Linked DNA regions of Homo sapiens: region 2 is linked to region 1. Evidence: chromatin loops called from intact Hi-C (ENCODE). Cell type or tissue: heart right ventricle. All regions are shown on one strand. Links, peaks and the distances in the headings refer to the core of each region. The heading gives the core; the rest is flanking DNA.

Region 1 (10,938 bases), core at 1,422-9,421:
GGGCAGAGCTGAGAGTCACCCCAGACCAGGAGGTGTGACCCAGGTTCAGTCCTGCCCTGCATGGCGTTCTTGTCTCCCAATGGACCTGTCACGGAGCCTCTTCTCTCTGCCGGGCCCCCTGGGTTCAGGTGTGGGCTGCTGCAGGTGGGGGACCGTGTCCTGTCCATCAATGGCATTGCCACCGAGGACGGGACTATGGAGGAAGCCAACCAGCTCCTGCGGGACGCCGCACTGGCCCACAAGGTCGTGCTGGAGGTGGAGTTCGATGTGGCGGGTGAGTGAGTGGCCCAAGCTTCCTCCTCATATTTCAGGGCCCTGCACCCCTCCTCTCTTTATCCTGCCTCGCCTGTGCAAACGCTCCACCCCATCCCCCTCTGTGCCCAGTGCCCTTCTCCCAGGGGCTTTGCAGCTTATAGTGGGAAGGGAAGCCTTGGCACGGGAGGGAGAAGTTTCCACACCAGGAGACTTTTGCAGAGGGGCAGGACCAAGTGGGGATGGGGTTGGGGAGCTGAAAATACTCCAAGCTCCTTCTCAGCATGGGTTAGGCAAAGAACCTCGAACAACAGTTTGGGTCAGAATTCTGCTTCTGTGACCTCAACACAGTGTGGCTTTGGACAGGACACTCCCTCCACTGTTTCCCCATCCGTAAATAGTTGATAACGATCTTTTCACTATAGGGGCGGTACTTGGGTTAGGTGAGGCATATGCCCAAGAGAAATGAAAACATGAAAATACCCAGCCACGGCCTGGCACATAGTAGGTGCTCAGGAAATATGTGCTAGATTCACACTGGGTTGTTAGGCTGTGGGGAGCTCCCTTCCCGCCCGCCACACTAGCCGACAGCCAAGAGGCCTGGTTCCAGCCCCGACTCTGGTCTGACTAGAGCAGGTCAGTTGTTTTGAGCAAATCTGTCAGCTCACTCTGCCTCAGTTTCCTCCTCTGTTGAGAGGAAGCAGGGGGATGAGATTAGAACTGTGACTTTCGGGGTCACTCCCAGCACAGCCAGAATGGGCATGGGGCTGGGGTTCGCTGAGGCTCCTCCTCTGGGTCCTCACGTCGGTTTATGTCCATCTACCCCCAGAGTCCGTCATCCCAAGCAGTGGCACCTTCCACGTGAAGCTGCCCAAGAAGCGCAGCGTGGAGCTGGGCATCACCATCAGCTGTGAGTCTCCTCCCGCTGCTGTTTGCCCCTGGGAGCGAGCTCAACTGCTGGGGAAAAAGAGCTTGCCAAGCTCAGACCAGCATTTCCATGGCGTGACACCCTGCGGGGCCCGAGGAAAAGGCTTGGGGGTGTGGGGAGGCTGGCTTCCGTGGACCCAGCTGCGTGTTCTCAGCGAGACCCCAGCTTCCCAAAGCTTCAGCTTCCCGTTCTGCACCATGGCAGTCCCCTGGCCTCGTGGGTCTCCCAGGGGGCTTGTGAGGTGCCCATGGTGAGAGAGCATTGGAAGGTGACAAATATTTAGGCTGGGTTTGGTTTTCTGCCTGCTTCTGTGTTCTCAGAGCCCAGCAAAGGCCTGGAACACAGTAGGTGCTTAATTCATGTTTGTCAAAGGAATGAAAATGAGGAATGCAGAAGAAAAACGTAGAATGGGTGAGCATGGGAAAGGTGAAAGCACTCCCGTGGCTCCCATCTTATTCTGAGTAAAAGCTGAGGGCCTCGGGCCCCAGTGAGGCCCTCTGTGCTCTGGACCCCATGACCTCTGACCTCATCTCCCGACTCTCCCCAACTCAAGCCCTCCAGCCGCAGTCAGCCTGGCTGCTCCCTGCCATGCCTGCCCCTTCCTGCCTCTGGGCCTTTGCATCTGAGACCGTTCCTCTGGCCTCTTCCCTACCTCCTTCATGGCTTTGCCCAAATGTCACTTGACAAGGCCTTCCCCGACCACCTGACTGAACATTTACCGCCCTCGACACAAGCCCGTTTCTCAGGTTTCTCCACAGCTCACTTCATCGGTGTTTAAATGTTGTTGATTGTGACCACCACTGGAGTGCCAGCTCCAGGAGGGCAGGGAGAGATTGCTGTCTGTTTTGTTCACTTCTGTGTCTCCCACCCCCAAGCACACAATAGAGCCTGGGTGCTGGCCCTGAGCCCGGTGCTGGGGACACAGACACCAAGCAGACAGCCCCCCTCCACAAAGAGCTCGCAGTTTGCTGGGGGATGGGCTGAGCAGGAGGAAAGAAGAGCTGGCATTGGAAGGGCCATGCTGGATCTTGTGCCTGTGTTATCTGGTTTACTCTCACCACATCCCCATGAGGTCTGCGGTGCCACCCCCATTTTACAGGGGGGAAACTGATGCACAGGGAGGTGAGCTGATTTGCTCACGGTCACCCAGCCAGGAAGCAGTGGGACCAGGATGTGAGTAGGACCAGTGGCTCCGAGTCCACACTCAGACCCCTGGGCTTCGCCACCCCACCCCAGGCTGAGGCCACCAAGGTCAGATTCATGGCCTCTTTTTCTCCAGCGGCCAGCAGGAAACGAGGGGAGCCCTTGATCATCTCCGACATCAAGAAAGGCAGCGTGGCACACAGGTAGGGGCACTGGGGCACAGGAAGGGAAGTGGCCAACAGCAGTGAGTATGGCACCTGCATGCACCAGGCTCCTTCCATCCCCTCTGCCCCCGACTCATGCAGGACGGGCACCCTGGAGCCAGGCGACAAGCTACTGGCCATTGACAATATCCGCCTGGACAACTGCCCCATGGAGGACGCCGTGCAAATCCTGCGGCAGTGCGAGGACCTGGTGAAGCTGAAGATCCGGAAGGACGAGGACAACTCTGGTATGGCCCTCATGCTGGCCTCCTACCTCCAGAGGCCCACCCTTTGACTAGCGGGTTCCCAGCTTGCAATTCAGGGCTCCCTCCAGCCGAGGAAGGGAGGGTGGTGGGCGCTGCTGAAGGCTGGCTGGAATGAACAAATGAAGGAGGGGGCAACACCACAGATTTCTCACTGTCCCCGGCGTCTGGGGCCCTCCAGAGCCTCTGTGAGGTGGACAGGAGTTTGAGACTCTCCCGTAGTCTCCACATCTAGCACCAAGCCTGGCAGAGGAGACCTACTGGGTGCAGCTGGTGCAGCTGGTGGAGAGATGAGTGGGTAGGGCAGGGGAAGAGCGAGGCTGCCCTTTTGAGTGGCAGGCTATGAGTGGATAAGCAAAGACTGCAGACTCAGGCCCCACTGACGCCAGATAGTGATATAAATGAGTGAGAAAAGCTGTATGGATTGGAGAGGCAAAAGGGACGGGTGAGGACTGCGCCAACTGGAAAGTGAATCCCTGATTCAAAGGGGCAGCCTCCAAATCACCAACTCCGACTCTGTGAAAGAAGGTTACTGTGGGAGGTAGATTTCTTTTCTTTTCTTTTCTTTTCTTTTAAGAAAAGTTGGGCCAGGTGCAATGGCTCATACCTGTACACCCCTCACTTTGGGAGGCCAAGGTGGGTGGAGCACTTAAGCCCAGGAGTTCGAGACCAGCCTGGGCAACATGGCGAAACCCCATCTCTACAAAAAATACAAAAATTAGCTGGGTCTGGTGGTGCATGCCTGTAGTCCCAGATACTTGGGAGGCTGAGGTGGGAGGATCACTTGAACCCTGGAAGCAGAGGTATGGCAGTGAACTGAGATCGTGCCATTGCACTCCAGCCTGGGCAGCAGAGCAAGACTCTGTCTCAAAAAAAAAAAAAAAAAAAAAACAACGGATGATCGGGGTTCCCTTTGCTTCCTGCTGGCTGCTGGAGGAAAAGAGGCCACTGTTTCTTGTCATCAATGTTGTCATTATTGTGGGTGAGGTGTGATGTTTCTTTTCTTTACTGGTATTTGGGCAGAAGATGGCCTCAGGGTCCCCAGGTTGTGCTACATGAAATCAGAGCGTGAGTGACTGGGTGAATGAATTAATAAATAAGTATGAGTGAGTGAGTGAGGCCAAGGCTTTAGGAAGCTGGGTACCCCCTCGGGGGCCTCCTCCTCATGGGTCCCCGTGCTTGCAGATGAGCTGGAGACCACAGGTGCCGTCAGTTACACAGTGGAGCTGAAGCGCTACGGGGGTCCCCTGGGCATCACCATTTCGGGCACGGAGGAACCTTTTGACCCCATTGTCATCTCAGGCCTCACCAAGCGTGGCCTGGCTGAGAGGTGAACTGGGGCTCTGTGGGGACGCATGGTGGGCTCAGGGAACACAGGAAGCAAGAGCTGGGGCTATGGCAAAGCCAAGCAAGATTCTGACCTCTGTTCCAACATTGACACTGTGGGTGACATTGGGCCAGTCACTTCCCCTCTCTGAGACTCAGGTCTGCATTTGTAAAATGAGTGTCAGCCCCTGCCTGCCAGGGCAGAGGCCCACACCCCAGCAGACCTCCTGGCTCCAGGTAAGCACTGGGCCAAGGTGTGTGCATCTTCCTGCTCCTACCTGTGTCTGGAAGGTCAGCCCTGCAAGGCTATTTGGAGCGCCTGCTGTGTGCGGAATAGGATGGGGCAGTGCCCCAGTACCCTGGTCCCAGCACTGCCTAGGGCTTTCCTGAGGCATTGGGGGACTGTCCCTGCTGCCCCTAGACTCTGAAACTGTGGCAGCTGAGGGAGCTGTAAGAATGGAGCCCTGTCCCAGGGTGAGGTGGAGGTCAGAGATGGAACCCGACCCCCAGTGTGGGTGAGACCGAGCCTTCTCCCCCGAGCTGGGCAGGGATGAATCCGGCAGGCAAGGAAGCGGTGAGCTCCCAGCACAGCAACGAGCGGGCGGTAAAAGGAGAGCCTGGTGGGGGCTGCAGGGGCAGGACGCGTCCCGGAGGAGGGCACCGCGCAGGAGGGGCGGTGGCTGGGCGGGTGGGGAGAGGATGGGAGGGATTCCGGGACGTGGACCCTGCTCCTGGAGCGCCCCCTGCTGGACACCTGGCAGACTGCAGAGGTCGGTGTGGAACCCTTCTGACCCCAATGTCTTCATCAATTCGAGCATGTACTGGGCACCTGCTGTGTGCCTGGCCCCTCTGTCCTGGTTGCTGGGGCTGTACAGACAACCCTCCTGCCTTCGCCGGGCTGATGTAGCTCAGTGCTGTCCAACTGAAATATAATTTGAGCCACAAATTTAATCAGACACTTTCTAGTAGCCACATCTGCAAAGCAAAAAGATGAAATTCATCTTAAATATATATTTAGTTCAACATGTAATCAAATAAAAACCATTAAGAACATGTCTTATATTCTTTTTCATGTTACACCTTCCGTATCTGGTGTGAGTTTTCTGCTTTTAGCACATCTCAATTTGGGCAGTCACATTTGAGGGGCTCAGCAGCCACCTGTGGCTGGTGGCTGCCATATTGGACACTACAGCTCTGGTCCCCTCCCGGAGCCCACCATTCCCTGACTCGCTCACTATCCTCATCCCTGGGGAAGTGCAGGGCAATGCCCAAGCATGACTCTCCAGGAGCTCCCATATGGGGTGACATCTACAGCCCCAGAGGTTAAAGACCCCTGACCCTAGTCCTCTGCCTCCTTTTCCTCCACCTGGCTCAGGTCACTCTAAGCACCTGCTACAGCTTCTCCCCTGCTCAGCCCTGGCTGCTCCTCAGAATCACCTTCCTGCCCCATCCCCACAGGTACTATTTAATTGGTCAGATGTGGGGCCCAGGCACCTGCATTTTCAAAAAGCTCCTCAGGTCATTGTAATGGGTGTCCAGGTAGAAAACCACTGGGCCACAGCAGTGCTGCCGCCTGGCATCACCAGCCCTTCACGCCCTACTGTGAGGTCTGCTGGGCGCTGGTGATTATGCCCATTCTCCAGGTGGGAAAACTGAGGCCCAGGAAGGGGCAATGGCTACCAAGGGTGTCTGCTGGAGGGAAGTAGGAATCCATTCCGTTCATTCACGCCTCAGTTATGATTTGATAATTAAATTAGTATTATCACCCCCATTTTACAGATGAAGAAACTGAAACTCAAGGGTTTAAGAAACTGGCCCAAGATCACATAGCAAGTATTTGGCAGCTAGTATGTGGGATTCTCAAAACCTGTGTTGGACACTGGTTCCAGAACCTAATTTTGCAGTCAGGTGGGACAATCCCCTCCCAGGTTCTAGACTTTATGTCTCTATTAATGTGATCCAAGATCATACTTGCGTGCTTTTGTTTTGTTTTTGGCAGCTGGGTTTAACTGGGGTCAGCCAGACTTCTGCTTTGTGGCTCTCCTGGATTCCCTGAGGGCAGACTGCCACTCTGAGGCCCTGAGTGTCTAACTCCCATTCTCTGCCCTGCATCCACTCCTCAGGACTGGTGCCATCCACGTGGGGGACCGCATTCTGGCCATCAACAACGTTAGCCTCAAGGGCCGGCCGCTGAGCGAGGCCATCCACCTCCTGCAGGTGGCTGGAGAGACCGTCACACTGAAGATCAAGAAGCAACTAGACCGTGAGATTCGCTTCATCCCCTGGGAGCCACCCAGCAGGTTTAGGAAGGGCAATCCCTCTGTGCCAGGCTTTGCCTGCACACCCTCACAGAGTCCTCACTGCAGCCCTGTGGAGGCGGGCCTGCGATGGCAAAGAAGATAAGACTCAGAGAGGGAAGTGATGAGCCCAGGGCCACACAGTGGGCACGGGGCAGAATCTGGGTCTGAGCCCTGTTCTTCATTACTTCCTGCCTCTTAAGGTGCTCACGTGTGTATGCTTCATGGCCATAACTCATGCATTCCTCAGCTGCCCCTGAATACGTCCCCGTGCCTTGGTAGAAAGGCCACCATAGGCAGTGGAAGGGGCCTGAGCTAATCCTGGCTCCACTGGTGCTCACTGTGTGATCTCGGGCATGCTGCTCAGCTTCCCCGAGCCTCAGTTTTCCCATCTGTGAAACAGGTTTGCTTATTAGTGTGCCATGGTCATATGTCAGCTCAGAAGGGCTTACTGCCTGTGAGTTTCCAGACCAGGCTGAAATGCAGAAACTGAGGCTCACTGTGAGTGTCTCTGAAGTCAGAATTGACACCCCTCTCTCCTCCCAGGTCCCCTCCTACCCCGCAAGTCGGGCAGCCTCAGTGAGACCAGTGATGCTGATGAGGACCCAGCAGATGCCCTGAAAGGAGGCCTGCCAGCAGCCCGCTTCTCGCCGGCTGTGCCCAGTGTGGACAGTGCTGTGGAGTCTTGGGACAGCTCGGCCACCGAGGGTGGCTTTGGGGGCCCAGGTAATACCTTGGGGCCCTTGGACAAGTGGCACGCTCTCTCTAGGCCGCCCCTGCTGCTGGGCCTGTGCAGGACTGTTCTTGTGCCTGTTCCTCCCTCCTGCGCTCCTCTCCTGGCATCCTTTAGGGGCCCTTCCTGAAGGAAGACCTGATTTGGCTCCGTAAGCCACTCTTAGGGCCCCTTGCTCCTGGAAGCATGGACTGCAGCCATATCTTTTGATTTAGAACCATGGGTCCCATGCTGGCTGCTAAGCTTTCCCCACTGTGAAGTTACGGACAAAGTTGGTCTTTCTTCTACTGTAGCCTTCCTTCCTAGCCCAATGTCTGGCACACAGTAGGTGCTCAACAATGTTCATTCCATCCAGTTGAAAATAGGGAGGCCAAAAGCCCCCTCCCACCCCAGCCTACAAGACCGGATGTGGGGCAGACACCTCGGGCTCCCTCCCAGGCCAATGCATGTTGAGACCCGGAGGTGGCCGCAGGGAGACGTCTGAGTCTGGTGGCTGGCCAGCTGGCCTCAATGACCCAGAGCCACCGGAACTCCCCATGGTCCAACTCAGAGGACTGGGTAGGGGGGGCGAGGCCTCTACGGGCCGTAGGTGGCTGCCAGCCCGTTCTTGCCTGCGGACACCTGCTCTCCCTGGGCCTCAGCTTCCCCATCTCCAGCTCTCTGTCAGCATCTCTCAGCTCACTCCCTGGGGCTGGACCTTCAGAGCTCCCAAAGGCAGGAAGTGGAGGGTGGGCCACATGTTCAGCCTCCTTCCGTGGCAGGGTGATGGCCAAGCCCAGGCCGATGGAGTTGAGACAGAGTCGCAGAGCCCCAGGCATTAACTTCTGGATGACCAGGAGCTCCAGGGAGATTCTGAGAGGCAGAGGCCCTCAGAGGGCTGTGTAGATGCAGGCCCAGAGAGGAGCAACGACCTCCCCAGGGTCACTCAGCACAGCTGGAAATGGGGCAGGCAGGAGGGCAAGGTGAGGCCGCAGGGAACACAGAGGCCCTCTCTCCACCACCAGGGTCCTATACACCACAGGCAGCAGCCCGGGGCACGACCCCCCAGGAGCGGAGGCCTGGCTGGCTGAGGGGCAGCCCCCCACCCACCGAGCCCCGGAGGACGAGCTATACCCCAACCCCAGCTGACGAGAGCTTTCCAGAGGAGGAGGAGGAGGATGATTGGGAGCCGCCAACGAGGTCTGTGGTGGGAGCACCGTGAAGGAGGAGGGAGTCACAGTGTCTTGGCTGGGGTGGGCGAGGGTGCCTGTGCCAAAGTGGTGGGGGAATGGAGAGTCTTGGCGGGCTCCTGAGGAGGGGTGCCTCCTGGGAGAGAAGCACTGAGCAGAGCCACCTCAGCCAGGCTGAGACGGAGGGAAGGGCAGACTGGTGGAGGGCACGGCAGGGACGAAGGTATAGAGGTGGAGAGCAGCCTGGTTTGCCCTTCCCAACTTTGGTCATCTCCTGTTCTCAGAAGAGCAGCAGACTCAGAACTTGAACCCAGGCCCACCTGACTTACCCCAGATGGCCTGATGGCCTCCTGCGAGGGCCCTCAGCCCACCGGCACCATCCCTGGGCTGTGCCGAGTGGCTGAGCCGCTGGAGAAGGCTCCTGCAGAGAGCAGGCTGTGGAGAAATGCTGTTCCTCATCTGGCCCAGGCCACCCTCCCATCGTGGTGCTTTTGATCAGGCGGTTCCTTCTGCCTCGATGCCTTTCCCCTGGTCTCTCCTGGCAAATCCCTACTCATCCCTCAAAACTCAGCTCAAATTCTCCTGCCTCTGGGAAGCTTCCCTGTCTTTCTCAGGCAGAAGGGATTCCTCCCTCCCTCCTGGTACCCACAGCTGCTCCTACAAGTCTCCTGGTAGCCTAAACACCTTGTGTCTATCTGGCTAATTACTTGGCTATCATCTCTACTGCGTGGCACCCCAGCTCCACGCGTGGCCCCTAGTAGGTGCTCAGACATATTTTGCGAATGAATCTCCAGCTCTGTAAGAACAGGGGCCACACTTTATTCTCTTCCATATCCCTGTGCCCAGCAGAGGACTTAGCTCAGGAAATGTCTGTGGAATTGACTTGAATGGAGCAAGTGTCCTTCAGCCTCTGTCTTTTCATCTGTTACATGGAAAGGGAAGGAGGCAACACATCCTCGTTCCTAAGCTCCCTAAGATAGCAAAGCTTGCGTGCCCCTGTAAAAGAGCAAGTGCTGGCAGGGTGCAGTGGCTCACGCCTGTAATCCCAGCACTTCAGGAGGCTGAAGTGGGCAGATCACGAGGTCGGGAGATCGAGACCATCCTGGCTGACACGGTGGAACCCGTCTCTAGTAAAAATACAAAAAGTTGGCCAGGGGTGGTGGCGCATGCCTGTGGTCCTAGCTTCTCGGGAGGCTGAGGCAGGAGAATGGCGTGAACCCAGGAGGCAGAGCTTGCAGTGAGTCGAGATCATGCCACTGCACTCCAGCTTGGGTGACAGAGCAAGACTCTGTCTCAAAAAAAAAAAAAAAAAAAACAAGCAAGTGCTTTGTAAATCACAGCATGCCTTGTAACCGTTGAGGCCTTTGTAATTAGCAAGTGGCTTTGCGAAGTGTCAAAATGTGAATTGTGAACTTTCTGAGACTCAGTGTTGGAACTGATGATAACAGGCTCATACAACCTGTGATGGGAGTTATGGGTGGTCTCGACCCCTTCCCCAGCACAGTTATTTCATCCTCTCCATCCATCTGTGTCCTTGCTGGCCCCAGCTCTGTCCCTGTCACTGTCCCACGGTGCCGTGTGTCTGGGTGGGGCCAGGGGCCGTCCTCTGGGACTACACCATGGATCTCCTCTCTGTCTGTTCGTCTGTTTGTCCTCTGTCTCTCTTCCTAGGCATCCTGTGTCACCGCTCTCCACCCCGTCTCATCTGCCCCTGTTCTAACTGGCCACCGACAGTCCTGGTCGCCCCTAACTGCGTCTTTCCCCTATTCCGTGTCACCAACCACTGCCCCGGGGCCCCAGAACTGCCACCGAGGACGCCCGCCTGCCTGCCCGCCCACCCACCCTATGGCCCCTCGAGCCCAACGCTGGGCCCTGGGGCCCCGAAGACTCCTCAGGCCCCAGCCCGCCCACCCGCCTGCCAGGAGTTGACGCTCTCTGGTTCCTACGTTACAGCCCAGCCCCTGGCCCTGCCCGAGAGGAGGGCTTCTGGCGCATGTTTGGAGAAGCTCTCGAAGACCTGGAGTCATGTGGTCAGTCAGAGCTGCTGAGGGAACTGGAGGTATGGCTGCCTGCCCTGCAGGCCTGCATGGGGCACCCGGGGCTGTTCACTCTGGTGTGTGTGCAATGGGAGGAAGGCATGCTGATGGCATCATGCTCATGTGTAATGTGTACGTATGCACTCACCTGGGCACCCTGTGGGAAAAGGTGTCTTCACATATGTACAGACTGTGCATGGATTCATGTGCAAGTGTGATTGAGAGCACTGTGGTACTACACATTATCTGTGTGGACATGGAATATGTGTGACATCATCATGTGTACATTGGGAGCATATGTGTATGCATGCATGTGAACATGCTCATGCATGCACATTTGCAGAGTGTATTTCAGAACATGTGTGTCCGATTGTGCACATGTAGGCACACGGGGCAGTTTTGGTATTTTTGTATGTATGTGTGATCATGAATGTGGTTGTCGGCATGCCCTGTAGAAGCGTGAGTGTTGACATCAGTGACGACACAGGAGATAAGGGGCTGTGGGAAACCAGAGGTGAATGTGGCTTTGTGTAAGGTCAATATTGCTCAGTGAATAGAACAAACTGCCCAGGAGGATCCAGAGAGGAT
Region 2 (10,938 bases), core at 878-8,877, 120 kb before region 1:
TACAGTGGATGAATATTCATAGCAGCATTATTCACAATAGCAAAAGGGTGGAAACAACCCAAGTGTCCATTGATGAGTGAATGGATGGAGAAAGTGTGGTATATTCATACAATGCAATATTGTTCATTGTTAAAAATGAAGTACTTACCAGTCATGCTACAACATGGATAAACCTCGAAAACATTCCACTAAGTGACAGAAGCCAGTTACAAAAGGCCACCTGTGATATGATTCCATATATAAAATATCCAGAACAGGCAAATTCATAGAGACATAAAGTAGATTAGTGATTGCCAGGGAATGGGAGAGGAGAATTGGAACTAACTGCTAAAGGATTTCTTTGGGGAGGATGGAAACGTTCTGGAATTAGATCATGGTGACGGTTGCACAACATAGTGAATGTACTAAAAACCACTGAAGTTTACACTTTAAAATGATGATTTTATTTTATATGAAGTGTCTCTAAATACATGCTGTATTAAAGAAAAAAACTAGATGTCCTGGGAGGAGCTGGAAGAAGCCAGGCAGCACCTAGTTCATGTGGATGAAGGTTGGTTAGAAGAAAGCAGCCCAGAAATGAATGGTTGGGTAAGAATATAAGGGGTGCTTGGGATCTATGACCAACCTTATTTGTTTTAGAAATGCCCTGTTTATGCATTGGTTGAATGCCCAGCACTTGGCCTCCAAGAGCCCAGCATGGATGCTCCAGAAGTTAGCACTCTTCTGGGTTTGCCTCAGTGTGGGGGAATTAGCCTCCAGCTTGCCCAATGAAGAAAGCTCCTGCTCTCCAGGGAGCTAGAGCTCTGCCTACATTGGAGGTGAAGAATGGTATACTCTGGTACTAGGAAAAAAAACTTGTATGTGGCAGATAAAAACTGAGGTCAGGAACTCAGAGGAGACAATGGGGTACCAGGATCTGTGGACTGAAGAAGGACCATGCCATTTAACTCCAGCTCCCCTAGAAGAAACACTTTGGTAAGATCATCCCTCTGTGTGTGCCATGCTGTAAGGTTTATGGATTCCCTTGATAACATCTGAAGTGATGCTGCCACTGTCAGTGCCCTCCTGCTGGTGGCTTCTTATTGAAAACACCTGTGTCTCTGCCTGCGGTGGTTCTCTGGCTATGGGAGTAAGCTCAGCTGAGGCAAAGTGCAGGCTGGAAATGCCTGGGAGTGAATGCCCAGGAGCAGCCCTCAATCAGTGATCAACGGCAGCTGGTGCATAAATACCCCAGCTCCCTCACCCCTCGTGGGATGGGGGTTGGGGAACAACAACCTCTCAAAGGTCTCCAGCAGAATTGAGCCTCAGTTGCCCACAGTGGTAACTTGCCCATTAGTACCATCATTGCTCTCTCTCACTTCCCTGTGTGGGTTGTGAGAGAGAATCTTGGCTTCTGGATTACCTACCGACTAAACCACTTGCATGGTAATCTTAGTCTCAGAGTCTGCTTCTAAGGGAACCCACACTCAGAAAAGAGGTAACATTTATTGAATGTTGACTGTCTTCCATGGATTGTGCTGAAGTTTACACAGAGTGTCTCATCTACCCTTACAAAACCTCTGAGTTTGGCATTATTATACTCACTTACCAGAGGTCTTAGCCAGCTCAAACTATCATAGACTGGCTGACTTAAGCAACACACATTTATGTTTTGCAGTTCTGGAGGCTGGGAAGTCCAAGATCGAGGCAGCAGCAGATTCAGTGTCTGGAGAGGGCTTGCTTCCCGGTTTGCAGATGGACATCTTATTATTATGTCCTCACATCCAAAAAGTAAGCTCTGTTATGTCTTTTTATAAGGCACTAATCCCATCCATGAGGATTCTATCCTAATGACCTAATCACCTCCCAAGGGCCCCACGTCCTAATGCCATCACACTGGGGATTAGGATTTCAACATATGAATTTGTGGGGGAACAGAAGCATTCAGCCCATTGTACCAGATGAGGAAACTGAGGCTTGGAGAGGTGCAGCAACTTGCCTGCTGTCCTGACAGCTCAGATTCAAACCCAGGCTCAGCTAGTTTCCAGTGGAATCCTCTGCAGATTCATACAATGCCATGAACCTCCCTCTATGTAGGCTTGGTCTAAATCTCAAGTAGATTTTGTCTTGAGTGCTGATTCTGATTGGGCACTGTGTTGAGAAGGATTCTGAGGTGCTATCCCAGCTCTGTGGTCAGGAGTGAACCTTCATCACTGGTGTCTTCTCAGCTTCTCTTTCTCCTTTATTCTGGAAAATGACTCTTCTCTGACTTCATGTTTTTCTCTGGGCTGCCAGTCCTGGTAACAAAGAGCCCCCCTTCCACTGAAAACATGATCCCAGCAGGCCAATCAGAAGCCTCCCCTGAAGTAGTCAGGATGGGGAGGGGAAGCATGCTGTCCATCTTACCATCTTACATGAACTGGGAAGGAGGTAACTTCAGAGCTTCTAGCTGCCATCCGCAGGAGCCCTGCCTGAAAGAATGCTTGCAAACATACAGATCCCTAGAGGAGAAATGAAGAGGGGAGAGAGGGGTCCAGTGAGGTTCCCAGGAGGGCCCAGGGGCTGCGCTGCTGCCTGTAGCTTCTTCTTTGGTTTTCTGAGCTACTCCAGTATCCATATAACAAACCCCTTTTTGCTCAAGCTGGTTGGTCATTTCCAACAAAAAGAGTCCTGACTAACACAGAGTGCCATCATTGATTAGTAATGTCGGCCTTGGGTGAGTGAGTGGGGAGCAGAGGTTCATTCAGCATGTATTTCCTGTTCCTGGCTAAGAGTTTGTCTGAGACAGTGAACATGTTCCATGACTAATATTCTTTAAACAATGAGAATTTTACTCATCAATTCATTAACAAATATTTATTGAGCACATACACGCACACAGTCCTGTGCTAAGTGTCTGGGCACCATAAGACAAGGAAGGTAAACAGAATTCACACTGAGCACCTACCATATGCTGGTTGCTTCATGTGTGTGCTTTGTAATTTCCTCTAACCATTATAACACCTGGGCTTGAATGGTTTAATTATCCCCACTTTATAGAAGTTGAACTGAGGACTCAGTCCAAGCTTTTGATCTCTGGTCTGAGGCTGTTGCCAACACATCCCTCACTCTTTCATTTCCTGAGTTATTCCATATATATTGATGCTGGCTAATTATAAAAGCAATAGCGGCAATGAAAACAAGAATAGCAGCTGGCACTTACATAATCTTTACTACACATGAGGCATGGTTCTAAGCCCTTTGCCATGCTTAACTCACTTGGCCATTTCCAATGTTAAGCAGAAAGGCAGGAAAACAGATAAATCCCATGTGTTTACCTACTTCAAGGAGATCGTGGTCCAGCAAACGACATAAGCGCCTAGATGGGTAATTGATAATTTTGTGTTCATGTCCACGCTCTCAACCCAAAGAATGTCAAGACTCAGCTCAGGCATCATCTCCTCCAGGAGACCTCCCCTGACTCCTGTTTGATGCTTCCCCTGGGCACGCATGGCTCCTAGGTGCTGGGAAGCCCTGTCTGGTTCATCTCCAACGTCCAGTTCCCAGCATAAGACCTTGCTACACTGGGTGCTGGGAGTATTTGCTTCATGACTGTATGTGGGGAAGTCCATGGGGATGGGTGGAGGCAGGAGGAGATGCTGACTGTCCCGTGGGGAGGGGGTTCACAGAGAAGGCTGCATCAAGAAGGGGTGCTGGGTTGACTCAGAGGCGAGAGACACTAGGCCACTTTCATATTGGGAGGGCTCCTGATGTCATAAATCATGGAGAAATAATGTCACAAAGTGGCATATTTTTAAACAGTTCAAATGAATGAATGAAGACTTTTAACAATATAACCCCAAGGCACTAGAAGGTGTATGTGAGGGATGTGTTCCTGAAGACCTTGCATAACTCAAAACTCATAATTCAAGACGAACATGGACACTTCTGCTTACTGCCAGTGTGGCGCCACCGTGTGGCAACAAGTGCAATGGGACTCACAGACCCAACCTGCCCACTATGGAAGTGCTGCAGGACACTTGAATTTCCCGCTACTGCTTAGAGTGTGTGTGCGGGGCGGGAGATAGTGGGTAGGAAGATTTGTATTATTTCCAGTTTTGTATTTAGAATGAGACTTCATTAATATTTTAACACAACACTGCCTCAAATTCACATAAAATGTAACCCCCATCTCAAGAACATCACCAGTGAATGTGTGAGGGCCCCTGTGAATGTGAAGATGTCACAAGTTACCACTCTCTAGCCCCTGACAGATCCTGGGAGCTGCCATGCTCACATTGTCCCATGATGATACATCGTCCACACCCTCTTTCCCACTGGTCCAGCCACCAGGGCATGGAGGTATGAAGCCAGAGTGACCAGGTTCCGCCACACAAGCAGTGTGCCCCATAGGCCTGGGCGTGCCATCCGTGTGTAGCAATGACCCGAGCACAGCCCCGTCAGAGGCAAACCCTTTGCTCTCAGGCTGTCTAGCAGCCCTACATCAGTCTTGAGTTTTGGATCCAAGACAGCATCTCAGACTATCCAATCACTAATCCAATGAGTGAATATTTATTGGGCATTTACTGTGCGCTGGCTACTGCTCTGGTGCCAGGAAAGTCCTTGCCCCATCTTGGGTCGAATATTCACATAGCCCATTTGGACAGTATTAAGGAAGTTCCAGGTCTTGGACTTTCTTGAGGGGGCAGAGATAAATCTTTCAATGTTCAACAGTATTTAAAAAGCACCTCCTACATGCAAGGAACTGTCCTAGGCACTGAGCAGTGAGCAAACCGGGTGAAGACCCTGCCCTTATGGAGCTGCCATTCTAGCGGGGAAAACAGAAAATAAACAACATAAATAAGTAAAATACACCAGACTTCAGTGATTCTATGATGCTGATTTCCCCCTGACATTTAACATTTCTGAAATCAGAGTGTGTCCTACATTCAATGGTATCTTAGTCTTGTTCTGCTGTTTAATTGGCATGTTTATCTTTCTTTATGGTGCATAAACTAATAGCTCGTCTTGCTACTGATGACATCTGAATTTGATGAACTGCACAGTAAGTTAGACCATGTTGAGAAATAAGGAGAAAGCTAAGCAGGGAAGGAGGGTGGGGGTGTTGTGGAGGGCGGCTGCATTTACAGTCCTGGCAGATAGGCAGAAGGTGAATTTCAGCAAAGACCTGCAGGAGGTGAGGGAGGAAGCCGCATGGTGTCTAAGGGACGAGCACTGCAGCAGAGGAAACAGCATATGTGAATGCCTCGAGGCAGCAGAGTGCCTGGAAGAGTGGGGAGGCCCATGTTCCTGGAGGGAAATGAGTGAGGGAGGTGAATAGAGGATGAGTTCAGAGGGGGAACAGAGGCCAGGTTATTTTGCCTTTAAGAGCTTTGTAAGGACTTTGGTTTTTACTCTGAGTAAACTTCCACAGCAATATTGATCTTCTGACATCCACTTTGTGGATCTTCCAGAGAATATTTTGTAAATGTCCCAGACCAACTCAGGAGAGTGGTGGAGCTCAGATCCTAAGCCAAATCTGACTCTTAAGGCTGTGGTCTCTCTTGAGCAGGCAGATGAGTGACCAGCACAGGGGAGACAAGTGGGGGTGGTCGAGGGCCCAGCCAGGCAACAAGGCCTCATCTGGCATAGAGAAGGCCCTGAAGTCCAGGCCGGTGGGTGCTGTGACTAGGGGACAGCCTCCTTGGAATATCTCTTATAGAGTCCCCCAAAATTCACACAGGGAGCACCCCTTCAACGTGCAGTTCTTACAAGGAGCTCTGGATTAAATGAGCTTGATTGTCAAGGTAGTGATGCCACCAGAACATGAGTGTTTATCTTGTGGCTCAGAGACTTGAGTAAATACATTTCACAATTAGTGGCTAGTTTATGTAACAGTAATGCCCTAATAAGCCAACTCACAGGATTATCTTGGGGACTTATTAAGTATTAGGAGCTCCAAGTTGGATGCATGGAGCACACAGTATTCCAGCAAATCCTCCCTAGCCCTTCAGGTGTAAGTAGACAGGGAGGGAAAAGAGGGTTGCCCACGTCCCAATCCTCCCTTCCTCTTCTCTCCCTCCTTTCCACTCTGGAGCAAGGCTGAACCTTGCCAGTTCGAAGACCGCAGGCCTTAGCTGTGGGTAGTGGCAGATGAGACAGGCCAGCCATTCCAGAATGTTTCCCTTTTGTAATAGATTGATTGTATTAATGGCCTCCCTGTGTCTGCATCTCTCTGCAATATGACCTTGCCGCTCCTCCTATATAAAGGGGAGCCGGTTTCCCTGTCACTTGAATGTGAGCTGACTTCCTGACTTGACTTGCCAGGAGAATATGGCAGGGGTGACTGTACACCAGTTCTAAGCCCAGGCCTGAAAGGTGCTCACATGCTTCCTCTCGCTCTCATGCCATGAGAACAAACCCTCTCTGTAGCCTGCTGGAGGATGCTGAACCACATGGAGGAGAGCCCATGAGTCCCAACACACATCCTGCACTAGCATGAAGCAGCCATCTGACCCCCAAACAAGGGAGAGAGCCCAGGACAGATCGGCAGGGCTGTCTACCTGACTGTCAGCTCACGTCAGATATGTGAGGGAGCCCAGCTGAGACCAGAGGAATCACCCAGCTGATCTGTAGACCTGTAATCTCATAAGCAACATTTACTGTTTTAAGCCATTGAGTTTGTAGTGTCTGTTACACAGCAGTAGCTAACTGACACGTTTCTGTTCTGAAGTAGTTCTTGATGGGCGGGGGTGGTGTGACTTAGGATGACAAGATATAACGTCTCATTGTCCTTTTTTTCTTGGCAGTCAGGAGAAAATAGGACTTCCAAAGATCTCTGAAGAAATGTCAGGATATTTGTATGTTACTGTAACAGGATAAAAATGACCAAAAATGACTGTGACAGGGAAAAGAAATGTAACAAGAAAAATGTGTCAGGAGGCAGCATTCACTGACACCAAGTTCACGCACATCTTTTTTCCCCCGCAAGCAGTGGGGATACCTGTGTAAGCAAATACATTAATACTGCTGCTGTAACAGACATGCTCCCTGGCGCTGACGAGCTCACCCACAGGATCCCTGCTGGGGTGGGAGGATGTGAGTATCCTTGCATCTTTGTTTGCTGACAAGCATTGAGAAGCGGCCAGACTTACTGCTGCCCATTTTTGCTAAGACCTCTGTTGTCGTGGAAACTTCCTCAGCAAAGATTGCAGCCGTGTAAAAAGGAAAAGAGATGGAGAGGACTTTTTGAGTTTATCAGGAAACTCAGTGAAAATGTTGGCCCTCCAGCAGGCTAGATCAGGTGTTTGTTTGTTTTGGAGACAGAGTCTCCCTCTGTTGCCCAGGCTGGAGTGCAGTGGTGTGATCTCAGCTCACTGCAACCTTTGCCTCCTGGGTTCAAGTGATTCTCCTGTCTCAGCCTCCTGACTAGCTGGTATTATAGGCATGTGCCACCAGGCCCAGCTAATCTTTTTTTTTTTTTTTTTTGAGATGGAGTCTCTCTCTGTCCCCCAGGCTGGAGTGGAGTGCAGTGGCGTGATCTCAGTTTACTGCAAGCTCCACCTCCCAGGTTCACGCCATTCTCCTGCCTCAGCCTCCTGAGTAGCTGGGACTACAGGCGCTCACCACCATGCTCAGCTAATTTTTTGTATTTTTAGTAGAAATGTGGTTTCACCGTGTTAGCCACGATCTCCTGACCTCATGATCCGCCCGCCTCGGTCTCCCAGAGTGCTGGGATTACAGGTGTGAGCCACTGTGCCCGGCTGAATTTTTGTATTTTTTAGTAGAGACGGGGTTTTGCTATGTCGGCCAGGCTGGTCTCAAACTCCTGGCCTCAAGTGATCTGCCTGTCTTGGCCTCCCAAAGTGCTGAGATTACAGGTGTGAGCCACTGCACCCAGCCTAGATCAGGTTTGTTCTCATGGCATGAGAGCGAGAGGAAGCATGCAAGCTCCTGTCAGGCCTGGGCTCAGAACTGGCACACAGTCACCCCTGCCACATTCTCCTGAGCAAGTCAAGCCAGGAAGTCAGCTTACATTCAAGTGACGGGGAAACAGACTCTCTCTTTAATGGGAAGAGCTTCAAGGCCACATCGCAGAGGGACTCCGACACAGGGAGACCCAAAGAAAAGGCATCAGCTACTTAAACATTTTTAGCAGTTCACAGATTTCTTCACTTTCTCTCTGGAGGTAGGTACTAGCATTACCATTTCATAGATAAGGACACTGAGGCTCAAAGCAGTGAACTGTGCAAGGTCCACAGCTGCGAGGGGCAGAGCAGAGTCCTTAGGCTCCAGCCTCTGTGTCTCATGCTCTCTCAGGGGTTGGGGGTTCCTGAAGTGATGGAATCAGCTTGCAATGGCCTAGTTCTTTGGCTTGGGGGTGGGTGCATGGGTGTTCGTTCATTGCGTTACTGTTTCTTCTCTTTGTGTGTCTGGGATATTTTATAATTTTCTTAGAAGAAATGGAAAGTAATTACCTTGTGTTGTTCACCGAACCACAGATGCTGCATTTTGAGCCCCCAGTATATTCTTTATGAGCATCTTTGTGCAATACTCATAAAAATTGAGGAAAACAGCAAGAAGGGCGAAGGGAAAAGCAAAGAGAAGAAACAATCCTGGCAAGAATGGGGCCAACCGGCCACATCTGCCAGGGGCTGCCCCAGGCTTTGCAGACCAGGTGCCTGAGACGCTCTAGCAGTAAGGGTCTGCAATGCCCTGATTTCAGTATTTGGGCCTGTTTTCTATGAAGAGTGGTTCCTAGCTTGGGAGGAAAAGGCTTCTGGCAGCCTCTGTCTGTGCTCTGTGGGAGGCCCCAGCCTCTTCAGGCCACACTGCCCTATCCATCTGGCAGTGCCCGAGGCCTTCTTCTCGCTGCTGGATGGGCTGACAACTTCCTGCCCCTGGGAGCAGCCCTGACCAATGGCTGAATATAGTGGGGAATAAACATGCCCACTCCCTTTCCCCTCAGATACAACACTGTGAGCTCTGGTCCTCCTTGGCTCTCAGCACATCTCCATGGCATTCCGCTCCAGTTGCCTGTGGAGGTGGCTGGTGCCTGAACTCTCTTGGTGGGCTGTCTTCCCCTCCCTGTCTCACTAGGCCCTCTCTTAGCAGTGCACCCAGCCTCCTCTCCCAAGGAAAACACCTGCACTTGCATCCCTGCCTTAGGGTCTGCCTCTGAGGAAGCCTGGACCAAGACAGAGGAATATTTTCAACAAGACATAGAGGTGCTTTTGAGATCCTCCCCTCCCTGCCCCAAATGAATTGAGAACTCCTTCAGCAAACCACCAGAAAGTCCAGGTATGCCACCCTCTCTGCACAGGGGCAGTGGAGAGCGCACGGCTTCTGAGGCAGCGGCCTGGGATGAACCTCTAGCAATTCCGCTCACCAGCAGTGTCACCTCAGATAAGCTACTTAAGGTCTCTGGGCTTCAGTTTTGTCACTTGTCAAGGAGGAAGTCCTCCTCCCCCTGTGTCATGAAGATTCAAGGAGAGACACATGGACTCACCCTGAACAACATGGACACTGAGCAAAACCTCAATTTATGGTTTTAAAGATGTCAAGAAGTATTACCTTAATATACATGTCACAAAAATCCTTGTCAGACTCTGTTCTGATTTACTTGCTATGTAGGTCACATAGCAAGTAAATGCCTAAAAAGTGCAATTTAATGATCCTTTCGTAAACTCCTCTTCCCCTGGGCTGGAATGATGTTCTGGAGTTATAAATTAAAAGAATGCTGGTACCCTACCTAGCTGGAGGAGAGACATAAATCATGGTACACTGTGAAAAGAGCACTAAGAGATGTCTCTGGTGGGCACTTGCGGCATTTGGTTGTGGGATCCCCACAGGGCCTCTGGTTCTGGAACCCTCATTTCCCTCCAGAATCCATCCCTGCCCACTTCAGACCTTCTGGCCCCCCATGGGTGGCCATGTGACTCAGGCTGGGCCAATCAGAGCTGTCGATCCCCTGGCCAGAGTGATTCGTTCAAGAACCAGCCTGTGACCCACGCTGGACCGTTGAGAATCAATTCTGAGACCTTGTGTAGCTACTGGGAGAGGGAAGCTGTCTGCTGAACTTAAAGCAGGCAGGGTAAAGGCAGGGGCTCCTGGGGGCTGCTTGAGAGTGAAGGAAGGTAGGATCGATAGACAGCTAGAGGCAGGGGCCCAGCAGCATGTTTTCACCCTTTGCCTCAGCTGCCTCGGAAGCCTGTGTCTAACACCTGAACTTTTCTACTACATGAGCCTGTGAATCCTCCTCCTCCTTTTTTTCCCCCTAAGCCATTTGCTACCAAAAGTTCATGCCTTCTGTAAGGTCTGTACAAGTCACAAAGAAGGCACGGGGAGGAGGTTAGCACTTCATGAAAGGGACTGGGAAGCCTTCTGAGGAAGGGAGCCTCTGATTTTAGGCTTCGAGGGATGAATAGAAGTGTTTTTTTGGTGACCAAAGCAGGGAAGGGCATTTGAGGCAGAGGAAATTGCACACAAAGGCGTGGAGGTGGAAACTAGGAGTGCTTCTGTGTGGCTGGTGTACCGAAGATGAGGCAGAGGTGTGAGCAGGGGCCAGATCATGGAGCTTGAATGCTAGGCTAGGAGGCTTTTCTCCTGTGGGAGGCCTGGGCGGGGGTTGGAGGTTTAGGGGGTGCGTGGGAGGGTGGGAGTAGGGGGAGGGCAGATGCCTGTGTGTGGTAAGCAGAAGAGAGGGTGAGTCAGACCTTGCTGGGGCCGTGGAGACTTAATGAATGTCTCCTGCAGAAAGTATCTCCTCATTGCCTGCAAGCAGACATCTTAAGGACTTAATATCCTAAGATTTCAGCTGGGAACGCGTTCTGTGAACACGTGGCAAAGCTGATGTCTGAGGTAACCTGGACAAGCTAATCATCTGGCCCACCTACACAGCCAAATCTAATTAACTATGTGTTTAGCATTCCTGTGGAAGAGGAGTGGTGTTGTCTAAGGAAGGGGAGAGGAAGATGTGAG

The links. Peaks named below come from ENCODE experiments on the same cell type or tissue, not always from the same donor. Only the 100,000 strongest peaks of a DNase experiment are listed, where the experiment ranks them.
Region 2: it touches region 1 in a loop (2.4-fold over the local background); 8 of 110 quality-filtered maps call a loop at or near these places.

The regions. Positions count from the first base shown.
Region 1 is chr3:14,503,001-14,513,938 of GRCh38, reverse strand. It overlaps GRIP2 (glutamate receptor interacting protein 2), which reads left to right. Exons shown (of 24, transcript NM_001080423.4): 13 at 129-274; 14 at 1,082-1,162; 15 at 2,460-2,526; 16 at 2,629-2,774; 17 at 3,975-4,119; 18 at 6,239-6,378; 19 at 6,959-7,138; 20 at 8,150-8,324; 21 at 10,268-10,373. Among named protein-coding and RNA genes, the nearest start is that of GRIP2, 32 kb to the left of the region's middle. RefSeq lists enhancers at 1-32, 4,684-4,978, 7,499-7,998, 7,999-8,500 and a silencer at 4,769-4,818. In heart right ventricle, for the core only: a CTCF peak has its summit at 4,863 (motif pointing left); a DNase peak (open chromatin) is centred at 4,858; H3K27ac peaks cover 1,642 bases.
Region 2 is chr3:14,627,005-14,637,942 of GRCh38, reverse strand. No RefSeq gene overlaps it. Among named protein-coding and RNA genes, the nearest start is that of CCDC174, 19 kb to the left of the region's middle. In heart right ventricle, for the core only: CTCF peaks have their summits at 3,724 and 3,937 (motif pointing left); a DNase peak (open chromatin) is centred at 3,938; H3K27me3 peaks cover 1,813 bases.